2 separate regions of the Homo sapiens genome follow, and region 1 is linked to region 2. The links are chromatin contacts, found by Hi-C in ENCODE. All regions are on one chromosome and are shown on one strand. Each heading gives the region's core, a stretch centred on a gene start or an enhancer-like site at or near the end of the contact. The rest is flanking DNA. Distances are from core to core; before and after follow the strand shown. Region 1 has its middle 470 kb from the start of MIR5702. Region 2 has its middle 580 kb from the start of MIR5702.

Region 1 (6,346 bases), core at 3,816-6,315, 110 kb before region 2:
CTGTTGACCAGCTGCAGAGACAGGTGTTATTCTCTTTTAATTCACACCACCCCCATTTATTTGTCCTAAGAATTCCTCTTACAGTGTTGTTCACAAATGCTGAAGGAATTGGGCAGATTTTATAGGTGGTGGAGTCTGGGATTAAGGTGCTTCACCTGCTTGGTAGTTTAGCTTCATGAACAATACTTCCAGATTTAGCACACATTCTTTTTGTTGTTGTTTTTGTTTGCCCTCTATTGATGGGCAAGAAGAGGCACAGTGCCGCTCAAAAGTCCACCACACAATGTGTTTACCAACTCAGATTCCATCTTCGCTCTTTGAAGAAGGCTGACTCATGCTGCTTTCTGAGAAACTGGAGAAGAAAAGTAAATGCTATGATCATTGTCCCTTTTTCATCCATATAGCAGAGCCATGAAAACCTGCACTGATTGAGTCCTATCAGATTTAAAGTTGGTAGGCCTAATCCAGATCATTTTTTATAGCTCTATTATGTAGATGGAACAGGATCAAATATCACAGTGTTTACTGCAGACTTTGCTGTTGTTTCAAATATGACTTTGAAGAGTCCTATGATTTTCATTGGAGAAGGAGCTTACAGGATGCGTGAGAGTCCAAGATGTGGTCTATCTGGTAGAGATCACCATGTTCCACTCTTACCTCTCCTAACTGGGCAACTCTCCTTCTAAGTTGCATGAGTTTGTTTGTCTTCCTGATCTGAAATTTAGCCGTAAAAAGGCCTCTTTGAGTGGCCTCAACATTGTTTCAGAAACAACCTCCAACCCTCTGGGTCTATTTGCATAGGCTTGGCTTATTGCTTTTTCTATGCCTGAATGTGCTTCCATCTTTCCTTCTTCAAGGCCCAGCTTCTTAAATGCCTGCTCAGATAGGAGCTTCAGTGATATGCAGAGGCATCAGTGACATCTGTTCAAGGGCCTTTCTTTTCTTTCCATTATTTTTCATTTAAATCCATTATCCTGTAAACTCCGAGAGGACAGGAAAAGTGTCTTCTGACCCAACCTTGTGATACCTCTGTCAGCAGTAACTATTTATTAAATAAATGAGAATATAATTTTCCAGCTCTGGAGATATGTCTTGCATTTAGTTTGACACAGTCACAAGTGCAAAAGGCTGATTTCATTATTTTATTACAGTGTCTCTCTTTCAGGATAGTTGACTGGCAGGATTTGAGGTGGATAGCAATATTTATTAGACCAAAGGCTATTTAATGCAAATTTCTATGTCATTAGCACAATATATTAATTTATTTGATTTAGGTAATGTGTAAGTAAATGCTATATATCCAGAGAAACTATGATATTAACAAAGTGACTATGAGTTCATATAATTTCTTTGTAACATTAAGAATTGTCTCTTTTAAGATGTTTGGATGTGACATAGGCAAAACAGGAGATAATATCCAGCTCCCTATCTTCCAGAATTCCCAGAAGCTGATTTTTAAAGAAAATCAGCACGTTCTTCATTTAAATGCCTGAAGGCTGTTGCATCTATGGACTCTTCCTCCCTTCCTTCAGGCAGGAAATCAGATGAGCAGACTTCATAAGTGGCCTCCTACCTTACCATTACTTGTGACTCTCTGAAGAGACCTGGGCCATTGCTATGTTTGCAAATCCAGTTCTGCCCAACACAAACTACATTCCAACCGTAAACATGATAAGGCATGCAATATTCATTTGATGTTCTTCCAGGCCTTGGTGTCTTTGCATGTGACATTTCCTCTGCCCGAGCTGCTTCCTGGCCTCTTCTTTTCCCTGTCGTCACCCAGTGAATCACAACTTTTCTTGTAGCCCTAAAAATCAAGCACCTTCTTATTTGAGATAACTTCCCACCTTTTCTAAGCAGAGCTGGCTACTTCCTTCCTACTTGGTTTCTTGCCCACACCCCATTTTATAATGCGTCGTGTGATCTTTCTTCTAATCTTTGTTGGCTTTGGAGTGTTTGTTTTATACATAGGCCATGAGTTCCTTGAAGGTGAGAACTGTATCTTACTCACCTTTGTGCATCTAAGGCTTTCTTCACACCTTTCCCTCCCAAACTTCCTCCCCTGCTCTGTCTTGCAGAGTCCAAGACTCTGTAGGTGCTCAACTAATTTTGGTTAAATGAATGATTGAATAAATATGTGAGAAGTGAAGAAAATCATACTGATAATTGGTCTTGAAAGGTTTGGGAGGATAAAGACAGCCTCTAAACTCTGGGAAGGGGTCAACGAATGAAGGATAAAGAAGGGTCCAAACTTTAGGGACTCATTCTCTTGGACATAGTACAAATTGGTTACAATGGACTCATCAGACCTTTCATGTAATTTTTTCTTTCCCATCTATTTATTACTACTGTGTTCAGAAGAGGCACAAGATAAGTAGACAGTGTGGACAATTACTAGTATGACATCCTCCCCACTTCCCAGCAACTGGTCATCATGAACAGTTTTATGCAATGTTTTATATCTGCAAGTAAAATAAGTTTTACCTCTGCTTCAAAATAAAATCAGGCTTAATACACTGCTGCACCAAGATAAATATTAAAGAGTATTGTATTTGTCTTACTGTATGGAAAGTGGTGATTTTTGATCATGTGGTCTTTCTGGGCTGATCTGTTTCATTCCTTCTGTTCTCAACCTCTGTGCATATTTACTGAGCTGTGGGCAAACAGTCTGGTAAGATTCTGAGTACTTTTTAAAATCCTCAAAACAACCAATTAAGAAAGATGCTATTAAATCCCAGTTTTACAGGGGAAGAAACTGAGGCTCAGAGAGGTTAAGTATCTTACCCAAAGGGCACACAGCTGTTAAGAGGCAAAACTGAAATTAGAGCCCATTCAGTCTGGGTTGAGTCTGTGCTTTTAACTACCATGATAAACGGTCTCTTCTTCAGAAGTTGACCCTGTACTGTGTGAAGAAAAATTTATTTACAGGGATGAAAACTGGGCAGCTGGTTCAAAGGATCCCTTGGAACTACTCCATAGAAGGATAAAGAGTAGAGACAAATAACAAGCTCACTTGTAGTTTTAGACCCTGGTAAACTTTTGGATGCTCCTGCAATTTCATACTTCAAATGAAATAACTGAATATTTCCTGAAGTAAGTAACCAGCTCTATAACTTGGCAGAAATCTCTGACTCCACTTAACTCACGCAGAGGGCCATGACATGCAGCCTAAGTGCCCAGGAATTTTAAATCAAGATGTATCTATGTAGTGAAACTTTGTGTGCGTGTGAGTGTGTGTGTGTGTGTGTGTGTGTGTGTGTGTGGTTGTTTTACCCTTTGCTTCCTGCTTGGAAAAAAAAAGGTAAATATTTAAAGTTATCTACAAATTGTATTTTTTCCCTAGAATGCAAGAGTCACAGAGATAAACGTTAGCTGTCAGAAAAGCTGCAAATCATCTGAGATGAAGGTGGTGCTTTTTTATTACAGTATCTGAGAAGAAAAGCTTTCAGAGTGAAATTCAGTAATCCCTCGCTTCTGATTCCATGTCTACTGAGATGTTCAAATTTGAGTGCGGCCCTTGGTAAAGCACTGATTGCTGAAAGGTAGCTCTGTCCCATGGGAGGATTTGGAATGAGATCTAGTAGAAATTTTCATTCAAGTTGAATAGAAAACAGAAAAGTGAGTGTTCTATGGAAAGCAGAAGTCTGGCAATGATGGATTTGCCCTGTGAATGAAAGTCTAGGAATGTGTGTCCTTCCCACAGTTGGTTTATTAAGAAAGTCCTGCAAGTTAATATCACAGTATGTGTTTGAATACAGGTATAAATTTCTTGAGAGTCCACAAATCAACTATCAGTGGAAATCCTGATACCCACCAAATGATGTTTTTACATCTATGTATTCATCAATCTAATAATTTTCTAAGAGATAGCAGTGTGTCTATTCTATTGAGTAGAATACTATTGTTTTTCTTTTTTTTTTTTTTCTTTTTTCTTTTTTTGAGATGAATTCTCTCTCTGTCACCTAGGCTGGAGTGCAGTGGCACAATCCCGGCTCACTGCAACCTCTGCCTCCTGGGTTCAAGTGATTGTCCTACCTCAGACTCCCAAGTAGCTGGGAATACAGGCATGCATCACCACACCCAGCTAATTTTTGTATTTTTAGCAGAGACAGGGTTTCACCATGTTGGCCAGGCTGGTCTTGAGCTCAGGTGATCCTGACCTCAGGTGATCCGCCCTCCTCCGCCTCCCAAAGTGTTGGGATTACAGGCGTGAGCCACCGTGCCCAGGCTGTTTATCTTTTATTTGTAAATTTAGATATTTCTGAAGACAATATTAATTTACAGGGAAGTCATTATCCTTCTTCCTAGAATATGCCTGCATAAATCTATGGCATGAAATGCACACATTTCCGACAGGATTCTTTTAATAATACTCTCTCATTTTACAATATTCCCTGACACCATAGCATGACTGGATGAATTATTCTCCAGACATAGCCTAATTTCCAATAGTCATATTTCTTAAATATTTTTGAAATTATTTTTAATAGAAATTTGTAAGATTATCAAATTCAGTATTTTATTGATGGACAAAATTTTACCTGAATTGTCTTAAAAGTGCCACTTTTTATTTCTAAAAGCAACAGAAAATGAAAGGCATTCATTTTATAACTCCCTAGTGTGGATCCTTCTCCTGTTAACAAACTCAAATTTTTAGGAAGCTTCAATTCTTCCAATTCCACTTTAATGCCATTTTTTCTCTCATTCTGTTTTCGGAGGCAATGAAGAACAGCTGGTCACCATTCTCTGCAATAATAACCTTCATATAGTTGAAACCCAAATGGTTTTGGACATGGTACTTACAAAAACATCTCCTTGCAAATGATGTAGCCTATTTGGTATTTCCCCTGTAAACAGCTAGATTCCTTATAGCCAACCCTTCCAGCAACTATCAAATTTTAGCTCTGTTTAGTATAATGCAAGCATTTTCTGCTTTGTCTATTCAGGAATGTCTTCCTAGGAGGTTTCACAATAAAATTTATTGTGTTTCATTTATGACGTACAATGTAAGAAGAATGGAATGCTTTTCTGTTAGGATTTGCATTGATAATGAAAGGTTACTATAGTGCTGGTCTGCTTTGACCAAATTTGCCAAATTCTGAAGAGAATGCCAATTAGAAGGCTGTAATGCTTTTCACTGAAACAGACTGAGGCCAATACCTGGTGGTGGGGACCTGTCATTGTTGGCCAGACTCTATTTTTAATTGGGAGAGAAGGCAAATGCTAGATCAAACAGTGTTTACTAAGTGATACCAATAATTCCAAGTCATAGCCACACCCCAAAAAGCTGAGGAAGTGACTAAGTCCTTCTGAGGTCGTCTTTTCTATTAGTAGCAATGTAGCCAAAAGTCTGAAAACGCTCACATTTTGCTCTCTTTAGGAAAAGACAACATTGATTTTAGAGGTTTTTGTTATGGAGGCCAGGGGGATTTTTCCAGTGCAGCACAGAGAAATCTGGGTTTGGATTGGGAAGCCAGACATTTCTTGGCTTACATTTCCTACTTGAATGGGATTCGTTTGCCCCCTCCTCACCTCTCCCCAACCCCCAGGCAGCTAGAAGCCCCACCTCCTTGCTTGGACCATATGGGGAAGCTGGCTCGGTGGCTGTTATTCTACTGACTCCAAGTTCACGCAGCTGTTCATCCCCTGCTTAATGTACTGGTAATTACAGCAATGTGCTCTTCTCTTTCCAATCATGTAACTTTTACTAATGGAAAATGATTTGTTTTTAACAACTTCCATGCATTTCTTTCTCGTTTTAATAAGAAAGGGTGTCTTGTGGCATTGAGCTATTGAATTCTCTATAAAAAACAAAAGTCTCTATATGAGTTTCCAGCTCCATAGGAGGGCTCTGTGGGATTGGCCAAAGGTGGTGGGGAGACTTAAGTGAGTGTAACTAACTTGATATGAATAGGTCAGTTGGGAAACAAAGCAAGCTCATCGCCTTCTGATCATGGAGGTGGTGAAATAACATTTTTTAAAAATGTGAAACCGGGAAGGATCAGAAGTATGAATTGAGTTCTGCTTTCATGATCCAAACTCTATGTACTCTCAGAGAATTTTTAAAACAAATATCTGAAGAGGTTTTCACTTATTTTCATTCAATGTTTCAGAGCATGTAAATGTTCTCCTTTGATGAGAAATGTTGATGATTTGGGTTGGGTGGGGGTTGAAATGATTATAGCAAGTGCGTCTTTTGCTGTAGCCATGCTAAGCTACCAGGCACAGATCAAACAGGCATGTGGTCACATGATCGTTTTATTTGCAGATAAAATACAGACACCTTGGAATTTCCTTCCTTATATCCCCTAAATGGCACTGGAAATCACTCTAAAAGGATAATTTT
Region 2 (6,472 bases), core at 1,369-3,868:
TATAATTTTATTATTCTTTCTTTTCACCTTTTCATCTCATATTGTTATCTTTTCATACACTTCTTTCATTCAACTAAACTTTCTTATGACATTTTTTCTCTTTATTATCCACTACATTTTGCTGAAGTATATAGGAACTCTTCTGAAAAATTACTCTACATATTTTAGTTCAGTTTTTACAAGTATTTTTAGTGTAGTATCCCTTGTCTTATTCTATAGTGTGCCTTCTAGTTGATATATCACCTAGCATATATATATATGTATGTATGAATGTATATATGTATGTGAATGTGTATATATATATGTATATGTGTGTATATATGTATATGTATATATTTGTATATATATCCTCTTTAATGATCTGGACTAAGATTTTTATGAACAGACAGAATAAATCGGTCACCTGTGGCTCTGCTCTTTTTCACTAAGATGGTTAACCAGTCTCCTTCTGAAGTCTTTGAGTACTTGTGGGCCTCAGGCAGAACGCAGATCAATTGCTTGTATCCAGTAGATTTTCATGGAAGGTACCTTTGTTCTTTTGGGGTAGCTTTTTTCTTCCATTTCTGTTTTCTTTACTCATCTCTGAAACTCTAGACAGAGAAAATACCATGCAAAACCTTATTTTATTACCTGTTATTGTCCTGCTATTCACAACTCTTAACTTCTTGTCCCACTGTTTCCAAAGTCTGCAGTTTCAGCCTAGACATAGAAAAAGTGAGGTGGTGGAAAGTGAGAAAATAGGATCATGACTGCAGAGGCAAGAGTAATCAAAGGGGAGAAAAGAGTATATGCTTATTTTCTGCTTGCCATAAACACTTGGGCTTGGAGTCAAGGAACAGGGAAGACAGAGAAAGAAATACCTTCCCACTTTGAAACTTTTCTGAGTAAAGTATCATGGGGTTCATCCACATTCCCTGCCCAAACTTCTTGCCATATGGAGTAGTATCTTCTTGGGAGGTGGTAATATTAAAAAGCATAATTGAATTATATCTTATCTGATACTCAACTGTTCATGAAAACTATTTCTAGCCTAAAACTTCATTATATACTCAATCTTGTTATGTTTTTAGAAGTAACCTTATGGTATTTGTTAAAAAATTGCCTCTCACATGTTTTGGTAATAGACATAATGGCAGTCCACTTGGAAAGAACTTTTACCAGGTGCTTATTATTTTCTGCTTAACTTTTTCCTTGCTAGTTACATAGTAAATGTAACTGGAACTGTATTTTACTTTTTAGTGTGCTCATTTCAAAAGTACTACATTTGGCACAAAATAAGAGCTGTGTTAATGTTTGTTGAATGAACACACAAAAGAAATACATGAATTGAGAAGGGTAAGTAAAAAGTCACACATTTTCCCTGATAATCTATGCTTTAGTGTACAGAGCTGGCTTTAATTCCAATGGCCAACATTATTAATAGAATAAACAAACTGGTTCATGCTTTTCTTTGAAAACATTTCTCTTAACAACATGGATATTCAATCAATCATTTATTTCTTATTGGAGCAATCATGATTGAACATCTCCTTTGTGGCAGACTGTGTTCTATGTGTTGAAAACACAATAATGAATATGATGAACTAAGTTTCTGCTATCACATAGCCCACATTCTGGTGAGAAAACTGAGATAATAAATACCAAAAAGCACAAACAACTTGCAGATAATGGTATGCATTATGCAAAATTTAAAATGAATAATAGAGAAGAGCATCAGAGTTTAGAGATCCAGGCTACTACAGCTGAGGACAGCCTTTCTTCCTGGTAACTTTGAGCTGAAACTTGATAGTCAGTACAAGGTCCTGCAACCTTCATGTGAAAAATGTTGAAGTCAATGTAGTCATTTCCTTGGAATCAAAATGCACTTGATTACATTCCTACTCTTTCCTAAGGGATACATTTCCTGCCACAGCCTTCTTCCCCTTCAGTGTTGCACATATGAACACCCACACAGAAAGACCTATACATGCCTTCTTGGGAGTAATTACTGTGTTAGTCTTATTTAGTAATATAATGTTGATAACCTGATACTTCACATATTTTAATTATGTGTGTTTATGGCAGCATTTTTCTTAGGGAAATGTGTGGAAATTGCTATAAACTGTGTTACTCATAACTTTAGAGAACAATTAAAATCAGTTAGACGAGAAGGTGAAAATAGAGGAGGAAGATCTTTAAAATCAGCTTTCTATTTTCCTGCACTTGGCCCTTGAGAAGACAGTCTCTTAGTCTCATGGCCTCATATGGCATAATGCCATCTGTCTTTGATGGAGTTTCCAAATGATTTTGTGTATTAACACTTTGCAAAACAAATGACAGATAACAGTGCAAGACATTGCATGAAGGCACAGCTCCAATCATGATAACCCCCTTGAAGCATCAACTCCTGCTTATGCTATTTGTGGCTTCTTGCCTCCACCCCCACTCCAAACAGAGAACATACTGTGGTCAGCAAAATACAATAAGGAGGGAGCAAGAAGAATGAACCTAACTCCACTGGTTTGCTTCAAGACTTGAATGATGTAATTTACTGTCATGCTTCTCAATGTCAAGGCTCCCACAGATGACATGAAAGTGCACTAATGCACCTCTCCAGAATGCTGTGGTCATGAGATCACCCTATTCACTAAGACTCAAAGTCATCAACACACCCTCAGTTTCCTGGCCAATTCATTCATTGTATAATATGGATATAAATAATGTTTTATTTCAGATCCATTAGTCAGAACATTGGATTCAGGCCTTTGGAGCATATAATGAGTTTGTTTCTAACTATAGGAATTTGCTCCAACTATCTTCTTAAGAAAGGTCTATAAAACAGAAACTCAAAGCACAAAAAAAATTATTTTTTTAAAAAGAAAGGTCTAAAAGCTTATCCATAGTCTTGGTTATAACATATTAATCCCTTTTCCAAAGTGAGTTGTTCTCCCCAGTGGCCCCCAATGAAGCCATGATGTATTTAGGCTACAGTGAATCATTATATCTGGCTCATTTCCCTTGACTTTCTCTTCCAAGGTGGAACCATGCTGGAAAATGCATGAAAACCATTGTTTTTGCACTCAGTCAGGTTTTGCTCAGGCTTTTTTTTATCTCAAATAGATAAAGCTAATTCCCCCTTCATAGGATTGCTGTCAATGAACAATGCATATTCACATTTTAGAGAAGCCATTATCATTCCTAACAAGTTATCTAACATTTATTGAGCTTTTGAGAAATCCTAAGCTCTGTTCATACACCATTCTATTCAAGTCCCCTACAACCCTGTGAAATAGATTCTATGATTATCCCTATTTTCAGATGAAGGAATTTCCCACCTAGTTCATATGAAAGGGGGTCAGAATAAGAACATAGCCACTCTGATGCCAGAGCCTGGAGCAATTATCCTGTAAGGAAATTCAGATTAGTTTAGAGAAGACAGCAGGCCTGAGTGGGCCAAGTTGATGAAGGAAGAGGAGGAGGATGTGCCTCCAAAGTGTAGCAGTTAAGCCATCACATGGCAAGAATGTCACCAGTGTTCTTATTAATGAGAAAAATATGACTAATCATGAGTCCATTGCTTGACTGTGAGAATGGAATACAGGTATTAGGCCATGTTGAGGAAATAGGCTTAACTTTGGGAGAAAAGAATAAAACTGAAAATATAAACTGAGCATATGGGAAATGGGCAAAAAACAGAATCTGATCAGGGAAAGGAATAGGATTCAGCATCTGTCGGAGGAATACTAAGAACAGATTACACTATGATCAGGAGAACTGGACCTTGTCTTGGCTTAAGTATGCATTTTCTTGTAGGCTGCTGATTATAGAGTCCCTGGCTTTTAAGCCTGATGGTCAAAAGTTTAGGTTCTAGGAAGATAGCTTCCAGGTGTAATAGGGAACAAAACTAGACAGTGGCCTATAGTTAAGAGTCATAATTATTTGTAAATGGTGAAGAGCAAATAGGTTTATCTATTAATGTGCTAGGGCTGCTATAACAAAATATCAGACCAGATGGCTTACACAATGACAATATATTTTCTCACAATTCTGGAATCTGCAAGTCCAAAACAAAGTTATTGGCAGAGTTGGTTTATTCTGAGGCCTGTGCATGGCCACATTCTTCTTGTGTCTTCACATGGTCTTAACCTCTGAGCTTGTCTGTGTCTTAATCTCTTCTTCTAAGGACACCAGTCATCTTGGATTAGAACCCACCCTATTGACCTTATTTTAAGAAAATTATTGCTTTAAAGGCCCTCTCTGTAAAATACAGTCACATTCCCAGGTATTAGGACTCAACATATGAATCCTAGGAGACACAAACAACATTCATAACAACATCTGGTGCAAGTTTGTTGTTGAGTGGCTAAGAGAGGTATGTCTTGTATTGTTTCACAAACCCCAGAGACTCTTAAAGGATTAGGCTATATAAATAGCATTAACCATGTAATCATCTCTTCTATGTGTAAGAATTTCTAATCCCAAATTATTTAGTGTTATAACATCTTGTATCAAGATGGTCCCTAGTGCAATTTTAAATATCACCCAGGATGGAGGATGGCATATTTTTGAGATTATTCACTTTAAACATTTTTAGAACTATTGTAAAGCCACCTTTATAAATGCAATGAAAGCTATACCTGGGCATGCATGCTTTAGCAATTACAAGATTTCATTCTCTATCCTCCCGTGCTTAGATACTTCTGTTTGAGGACAGGGAAGTGGAACAGAAAGTAGAAAGGGCAAGAAAAAATATCAAAATGATAATTTATTTGTGTTGGTGGCCCTGAGGGTTTCTTCGGATAGGTAGATTCATGTAATAACATCTTCTTTCTACTCCTTCTGATAGGTAGATGCATGTAATAACATCGCTTGGAAGCTGCTCCTTAAAACTTGACTCTTTTTCAGTAATGAACAAGTAACATCCACCTTTCAGAAAAGATTTCTTAAGAAAAGAAAATAAACTCCCAGTGTTTGGGCTGGGAGGTGGGTGTGTCTCAAAACAAGTTCTGAAAAATATACTACACTTTGGTTTTTATCAATTCTAAGTATAACTTACCAGGCATTCTCTTCAGCTTATGTTTAAACCCATGTGTATCTCAATGGAAATCCAATCCATATGTTCCTGATTCATTTACACTTAGCTCATCAAAATATTGTTTTGCAAGAGCTATTTGAAGTCCAAAAAGGCTTTGAAAAGCTTTTTTTTCTTAGAAACAGGAAATCAGTTTTTGCCAACTGTAAACAAACACATTCCTCTACTCCCTGTGCCCATATTTTAATTGGAAATTTAGAAGACAGAAGGTTAGAGAGCTCTCTAAACCTGTCCAGAAACAAATTCATCCTCTATATGGCATGAACAGAGAAGTGTATTTACATTTGCTTTATATTCATTTTTAAGTGACCTTTTTCATGTAAATTTCCCTGTAATTGTATAAATACTTAAATTAAGATTTTCTATTTTACCTTAATTTTCATTAAATTCTTATCTCAGTATTCTCAAAATACATTATTTCTCCTAGGAAAATATTGTGCTTAAGCATTTGTCTGATAGAGTTTCAGATAAAATGATACCCACTTAAATTTTCTCCTAAATCTGTGAGTCAGTTTCAAAAACTAACCCTGCTTTGTGTGCTTGGCTTAGATAAATGGTCACATTCATGCCAGAGCTGGTCGTATCATTGTTCTTGGTCAAATTCTTTTGACATTCAGTCAAAGCATGATGAAGGTCTCCAAAATATTATAGAGTAAGATATTAATCTGGTAGATAAGGGGACCCAGGAAAATCACACTCAAATAAAGCACCCAGAACTATCAGCTTATTGTAAGAATTCCAAGTTAAACACATGATCTGTTATTATTCAGCATTTAGAAACACCTGAATCTCTGAGCTTCACTTATAATAATTTGGAAGGAGACCACTGTATGTCCATCCTGATGAGTATTTAATGTAAACCAAGAAGTAGATCCAGGGACTGGTCAAATAGGATAGTGACTCAAACCAGGTGTTGATAATGTAGATGAGCAGCCAGGAGCAAGAGTACCCAAGACCAAGTGCAGATTCTGACCCTGAAAAATATCCATAGTTAAAAGGATGAAGAACCTGAATCAGTAAAGGAAGTCAAAAGTAAGCAATCACATAAGGGCCGGAGTGGAATATCAAAAAGGTAGAAACAGAGGCTGAAATGAATCAACACAATTTAAGACTTTTGCCATGCACAGCCTAGAATGGCAAAAGAATACTATTCCCTTACAAGTGTAGGCCAGATGGCATGTGGATTACCGTGGTTTAAAGCACAGGAAGGCAATCCATGTAGATTGGATGCTACTAGTAGCTTCCTAAGTAAGCCAAATCTCTTCTTCCCTACCAGCCTCATAAGAACCTCCTATGCTGGATTAGGCAGGAGATACAGGGAAGGGAAATTGTATGATACTGGAATGCAACTCAACGTCCAAGCCACGGCTCAATTCAAAACCCAGTAACCAGCTATTTTAA

What was found. Hi-C counts contacts between places; a loop is a spot of excess contacts on that map. Pooled maps may share reads with other maps.
Region 1: a map of IMR-90 shows a loop between it and region 2 (7-fold over the local background). The contact joins two enhancer-like sites. A Hi-C loop is called at or near these places in 1 of 168 maps with a recorded cell type or tissue (IMR-90) and 2 of 50 pooled maps.

Annotation. Positions count from the first base shown.
Region 1 is chr2:226,184,635-226,190,980 of GRCh38, reverse strand. No RefSeq gene overlaps it. Among named protein-coding and RNA genes, the nearest start is that of MIR5702, 470 kb to the left of the region's middle. Within about 2 kb of position 5,065, at least 10 of the 41 ENCODE cell types and tissues checked have a DNase peak (open chromatin) inside an H3K27ac peak, as active enhancers do; they include IMR-90, where a contact is called at or near this core.
Region 2 is chr2:226,075,902-226,082,373 of GRCh38, reverse strand. No RefSeq gene overlaps it. Among named protein-coding and RNA genes, the nearest start is that of MIR5702, 580 kb to the left of the region's middle. Within about 2 kb of position 2,618, at least 5 of the 41 ENCODE cell types and tissues checked have a DNase peak (open chromatin) inside an H3K27ac peak, as active enhancers do; they include IMR-90, where a contact is called at or near this core.